2 separate regions of the Mus musculus genome follow, and region 1 is linked to region 2. Evidence: chromatin loops called from intact Hi-C (ENCODE). Cell type or tissue: heart. All regions are shown on one strand. Links, peaks and the distances in the headings refer to the core of each region. The heading gives the core; the rest is flanking DNA. Region 1 has its middle 5.2 kb from the start of Gm35611. Region 2 overlaps Pepd (peptidase D).

What was found. Peaks named below come from ENCODE experiments on the same cell type or tissue, not always from the same donor. Only the 100,000 strongest peaks of a DNase experiment are listed, where the experiment ranks them.
Region 1: it touches region 2 in a loop (2.9-fold over the local background); 5 of 42 quality-filtered maps call a loop at or near these places.

What each region holds. Positions count from the first base shown.
Region 1 is chr7:35,079,632-35,082,535 of GRCm38, forward strand. No RefSeq gene overlaps it. Among named protein-coding and RNA genes, the nearest start is that of Gm35611, 5.2 kb to the right of the region's middle. In heart, for the core only: a CTCF peak has its summit at 1,366; a DNase peak (open chromatin) is centred at 1,390; H3K27ac peaks cover 540 bases.
Region 2 is chr7:35,024,811-35,027,714 of GRCm38, forward strand. All of the region lies in intron 11 of Pepd (peptidase D), which reads left to right. All of the region lies in intron 1 of Gm35484 (a long non-coding RNA gene), which reads right to left. Among named protein-coding and RNA genes, the nearest start is that of Gm35484, 2.9 kb to the right of the region's middle. In heart, for the core only: CTCF peaks have their summits at 1,288 (motif pointing right) and 2,078 (motif pointing right); DNase peaks (open chromatin) are centred at 1,291, 1,621 and 2,411.

The DNA.
Region 1 (2,904 bases), core at 192-2,691, 55 kb after region 2:
TGTAACTCCAATTTCAGAGGATCCAACCACCTCTTCTGATCTTTTTGGGCACCGGGAACACACTCACATACATAAAATATAATAAGTAAGTAATTTTTTAAAAAGAAAAACAATGCTTGCTATGCAATTATGAAGAGCTGAGTTCAAATTCCAAAGCCCATGGAAAGGTTTGGCATAGATATGTGTGCCTGTAACTTCAGACTTGGTGAGAGAACAGGGGTAGATGTAGGTGGATCTCAGGAGCTCAAGGACCAGCCAGGCTTAGCCAAAATGGTGAGCTTTAGATTCAATAAGAGACCCTGTCCCTGGGGGACTAGAGTGTGATAGGCTAGTACACCTGCTGTCCTCCTCTGGCCTCTGTACACACAGATACACAAATACCATTCACACACACACTAATAATAATAATAATAGTATAAAAATAATAAAAGTTAATTTTAAAATGTCAACGTCATTGGTCAGCTTGACCTACGTGGTTTTGGTCTTAGGTGCCTCCCTTTGCATTTTCAGCAGCTTTCTATCAACTTGTGACTGTTTCATGCATGACCGTAGGTTTTACTCACACCTAAACAAACAGAACTTGATTTCCCTCTCTGGTTACTATAATTCATCCCGAACATATATCTGTCATGGCCCCGAAGAGCGTGTGCAATTATTCTAGTGTGGGAGAATCTCAGATAATTAGGGCCAACCTCAATGTTTTGAAGGTGTGACTGTTGTGGGAGGAGGCAGATAATTAGTTAGATTTGAACAATCTGTGTGCCCGGTGTCTGTCCTTGAGAGTAATTGAAGCCCTTCCAAAACAAAAAACAAAAAACAAAAAAAAAAAAAAGAAAAGAAAAGAAAAAAGAAAAAAAAATGACTTGTGTCCTTTAGAACATTCATCAAAAAAACTTTAAAATGTTTCAATAATTCTTAAAATGTCCATAATTGCCCTAGTTCCTTGTGCTTAAAGGGATTTATTAAGAGTTATTTTCCCATGACAACTTAAAATGAAAAACTCCAAGCTGAAAAAAAATGAACTGCAGTAATTGGCTTTGATGAATTCAAGGCACTATCCCGCACTGTAACTGTGGGTACGGAGAACTTAAAGGCACAGATGTGCCTTGAGAATAAAGTGGGGGATGAACCCCGGGTACTGTGGAAGGGAACCAGGGTTACGGTCAGTATTTACCCCATAACTGCGTCAGCCTGAGCTAATTCTTTGATGATTTCAGGACCAGGCGCAGCACAACTTTACAGATAATATCTCAGTTGTTGAGCCAAACTGCAGGAAAGCCTCTCCCTGCCTCAGTCACTCAGAACCAACCCGGCAGGATGCAGGAACTGACACAGCCCTCCTAGCTGCCTGGGCCAGAGCTCAAATCCAGTCTGGCTTACTGTCTCCCGTGGCAAAAGAGGGACTTTCAGCTCTGGTCCCGTGGCTTCCTGTGCAATTAGCAAGCTTCAAGCAGATCCCAGGAACTACAGGAAAGAAACTGCCATTTCCCAGCTTGGTTGAGAAAGACTCAGGCAGCCTTTGACCCGTGGAGGAAGGGTCGGAACTAGTAACCAGTTTCCTTTTTGTTTGTTTTGTTTTTCTCGTGGAATCTAAAGCCTCATACACAGGTCCGCTCACGCTCTCCCACCAACTTCCTCCCCTCCCTCACCAGCCCAAACCACAGTTTTCCAAAGAGCAGCGAGTTTCACTTTCTGTCTCCCAAATGATTGGTAAACAGGCTTCCTGAACTGTAAGCATCCATGTTGAAGACAGAGCGAAAGAAAAGATATTCTTGCCCAATGAAAACAAGCTAACAGACTGAAGATCAAACCAAACACACGGGTTTCTGGAAGCTTCCATGAGCTCACAGGTTTAATGGAAGCCGAGAGGCAAATCTTCTTTCAACCAGCTTGGCCCTTGGCACCTAAGAACAGGCATGTTCTCAGGTTTGGCCTCTGCCTGCTGTAGTCACTGCTCCCTGGTGATGGCTCATAGTCTGTGTCATTGTGTTTCAGGTCCAAGGTCCTAACAGGGGGCCTGTGAGACGGTTTGAGTGATTTGTGCTCCAATTCATGGGTTGAAAAACTGGTTCTCAGGATGATGGTACTGAGGGCTGGTGGGACCTTTAGGAGATTATTATGTCACGGGGGCTCCACCTTCGTGAAGAGATTAATGTACTTAATCCTCGGAGCCGGGAGTAGTTATCTCTAGAGCAGGTTGTTATGAATAGAGCCTGGTGTCTCCACTCACTCTCTCACATGTGTCCACCAATCTCCAGGCATCACATGTGATGCTGTGTGAGCTGAGCTGAGCTGAGCTGAGCTGTGCTGTGCTGTGCTGAGCTGAGCTGAGCTGAGCTGAGCTGAGCTGTGCTGCAAAACAGCTTGAGGACCTGGAAAGACTTGGCTACCGGGTTGAGGATATGGCTCAGCAGAGCGCACCTGCCTAGAATTCCCCAGTGAGGGGCTGGGAGTGTGGCCCAGTGGTAGAGCCCCTGCTTAGAATCTCCCAGTGAGGGGCTGTGGGGTGGTATAGTTCAGTGGTAGAATGCTTGCTTAGTCCATCCAAAGCCCTGGATTTCAACATCAACGCTGTAGAATAATTAACTATTTTGGGTGTAATAGCACATGCCTATAACACCAACACTCATTCAGACAGCTGAAGCAGGAGAATATGGGCTAGCCTGGGCTACAAGGCCAGCCTCATCACAAAACAAATAAAAGATGTAGCTGCCCAGTTTTAAACCTCTCAGCCTCTAGAGCCACAAGCTGAAATAAACCTCTTGCCTGTATAAATTACCCAGCCTCAGGAGTTTTGTTTTAGCAACAGTAAATGGACTAAACCTGCAACTGTCTGAATTTGGATCTCATGCTTCCTTCTACCCCCAGCATCCAAGAGAATGAGGGTTTGCCTCTGTAGTTCCA
Region 2 (2,904 bases), core at 215-2,714:
GCAAAGCCAAGAAGGCTGGACGTCTTCCTGCTCTCCGTGTCTCTGAAGTACATTTTCCAGCCCTGGGCCAGGGCACAACACAAATCAGGCCTACCTTATTTGGACAATTTTTTTTTTTTAACAGTTTAACTAGAGTCTCACACTGTAGCCCAGGCTGGCCTTAATTTATACCAGGACCCCCTCTGCCCCGCCATGGCCTCCCAAGTGCTCGGATTACAGGCATGCACCACTGTGCTCATGTAAACCTTAGGTGGAACTAAGAGTCAGATAAGGCCACTTAGCTGTGGGCCACAGTCATCACGCGTGAGGTCTAGCTGTTGCTCAGGCTGGTCTGTGCTGCAGATCAAGTTTGTCAGCCAAGAGCTTCAGGCCATCCCACATCCCAGCCAGTAGCTCCCAGGTCTCTTCCTGTTTCTCTGGGCCAGATCCCATGCCCAGCTGCTATGTAGATCTAGGGAAGGCATGGGAATGTGTGTGGCTTCAGAGTCTGAGCCTCTCGTCAGCTCAGTCAGAGCCAGGGGTCCTGTACATGGCCTGTGGCTGCTGTTAAACCTCTCAGAGTTTTCCTGTTGGCTCCCAGAGCACCTTCCAGCTGTGTCCCTGGAGTTCCCCCTGAACCCACTGGTCAGGTCACCCCCTGCATGAAGCATCGACTGCATTTTGTTTTCTTTTTCAAGGCAAGCAGGCAGGGCTTTGATGACCCAGCTTGCCAAGTGTGGCAGTCTTGTTGGTTGGTGCTTCCAGCTTGTTCATATAATGATGGTGTTGACAAGATCACAGGAGGCCCTTCCTGAGTGGGAGGCCACAGAAGATGCTCCACATTGCATCTAGCTCCAGGCAAGTGGGTGTGAACACATCTGGCTTAGAGAAGCAGGGAAGGAGCCATGGCCCACTGGCTCTGGGTAAGGAGTCGTCCCCAGATCCCCTCTGAGCCCTCCCACAGCCACCTCAGACTGTAGGCATTTAAGCCCACAGACAAAGGCCTCACCTTGGCCAGCAGGAAAAATACCAACTGTGCCTAAACCCACCAGGAAGCAGGGCATCCCAGGTTGAGTCACTCCTGTGCAAGGCTCTCCCACCTGCTTCTCCTGACTCCTATGCAAGCTCACCCCAAACAGCAGACGATATCTCCTCAGTGGGGGCTCTGATTTGAGAAGCAGGTGGGGCATGTCTCCTCAGCAGCTTGCCACCCTATAAGAGGTGCTATGCCCTGTCTCCAAACCCATTAGAGTACATGTGCTCCAGGCCTGGCTGAGGTGTACAGGGCGTTCCAGCACTGGCCAGAAGAGGGCAGTGTAGCTTCAGGACACAGCCAGGTTTTCTGGGTTGTGCTTTGTTGTGCTAACCTGGGGTGTGTGGGGTGGGCCTGCAGTCCACCTAGGAACAGGCCTATCCTAGCTCTGCACTGAGCAGTTTGCCAGTGCCTCCTCCCTACCCATCCCTGCTGTGGCCTCCGGCCTCCTCAGTCTCCCTGTTGTGGTAACGGCCATGTCTAGAGGTCATCAAAACCCAGAGAAATGAGGGTAGTTTCATCCCAGGATAGTCAGTACTTAAGGGCCCCCAGAACTGTACCGCTGTCACTCCATCTGGGTCACAGCTGGAGCCAGGGTGTCGTCCTGGCTGACTTGCTATTGCCATCACAGGTGAGCCAATTCTCAGCCCTGGGCTGCAGATACCAAGGGCTTTAGCAAGACCCTGCATCTCTTGAGCCCTGCATTGGATAAAATGATTGTGCCTGTTCTAGTTGTGGGTTAGACTGCCAATTGTGGTCCTGGGCAGAGTGAATCTGTGCCCGGGTTCTTCCCCTGCTGCAGAGGGCTGGGAGCAAAGGGGTGGTGGTGGTGGTGGTGGTGGTGGTGGTGGTGGTGGTGGTGGTGGTGGTGGTGGTGGTGGTGGTGGTGGTGGTGGTGGTGGTGGTGGTGGTGGTGGTAGAGGAGGAGAATCCAAGGTTCATCTTCTCTGTGCCTAGTATTCCAGTAGACTTTAGAGAATGTCATCCAGGGCTAGCTGCCTGCTGCCAGCCTTAACTCCTATCCCCTTCCCAGCCTTGTTATTTCCAAAGGGATGCTTGGTGACCACTAGGGGGCCCCTCCCAAAGCTTTTCCTAGGGGGAAAATAAGCCAGCCTTTGGGTGAGAGAGTTCTGCAAACACAAGGCCCTGTCTGTCTGGATGAGTTGGCCAAGGCCTTTAGTATCCCATCCCAGAAAACCGTTAGCCTTCAAACTAGAGCTCATATTGTAGATATGCCTCCTTACCATAAGCAGAAGCCCTTCCCACCTGCTTTCTGTCCCTTCTGTTTAGTTTGTCACTGTTTTGTGGCCTCACCCACTCCATTGACGTCACAACCCATGGTTAAAAAGTGCTAGTCTAGACAGTGCTCACAGACATCACAAGACACTGGTCACCCAAAAAGTGAAATGAAGCATGTGCTGTCTGCGTGATAATGACTGCTAGCCTCCTCCTTCCCCTCCCCCACCCACTACAGCTACTGCCCTGGTGCCCAACCCTAGGCCCACAGGGCTGAGGCAGGCAGCAGCTGAGTGCCTGCCTTTGATCCAGGCCACAGTATGGTGCTCTCCGTGGGTCTTGGCCTGGCACCAGTGCTCTGCATCTCTGTGACAGCTCTTAGAGGGCAGTGCTAGTTCTCTGCAAACATAGGGGGACCCCAGCATTGGACTGTTCTCATCAGAGTCTACACTGGGGGTTTGGGGATAGGGACATGCTGCTGGCATGGGGGATCATCCCTGCCTACCTGGTCTCTGAGGAGCACCTGGCGCAGGGGCTCTATAGGAAGAGGTTCCCCCCATGGGTCTATCTGTAACCAAGGGGAGCATTTGAGGGATGGCTCTGCTGCTGCTGCCATTGCTGCCACCCACCACCACCAGCAGCCATCCCTGAGGGCT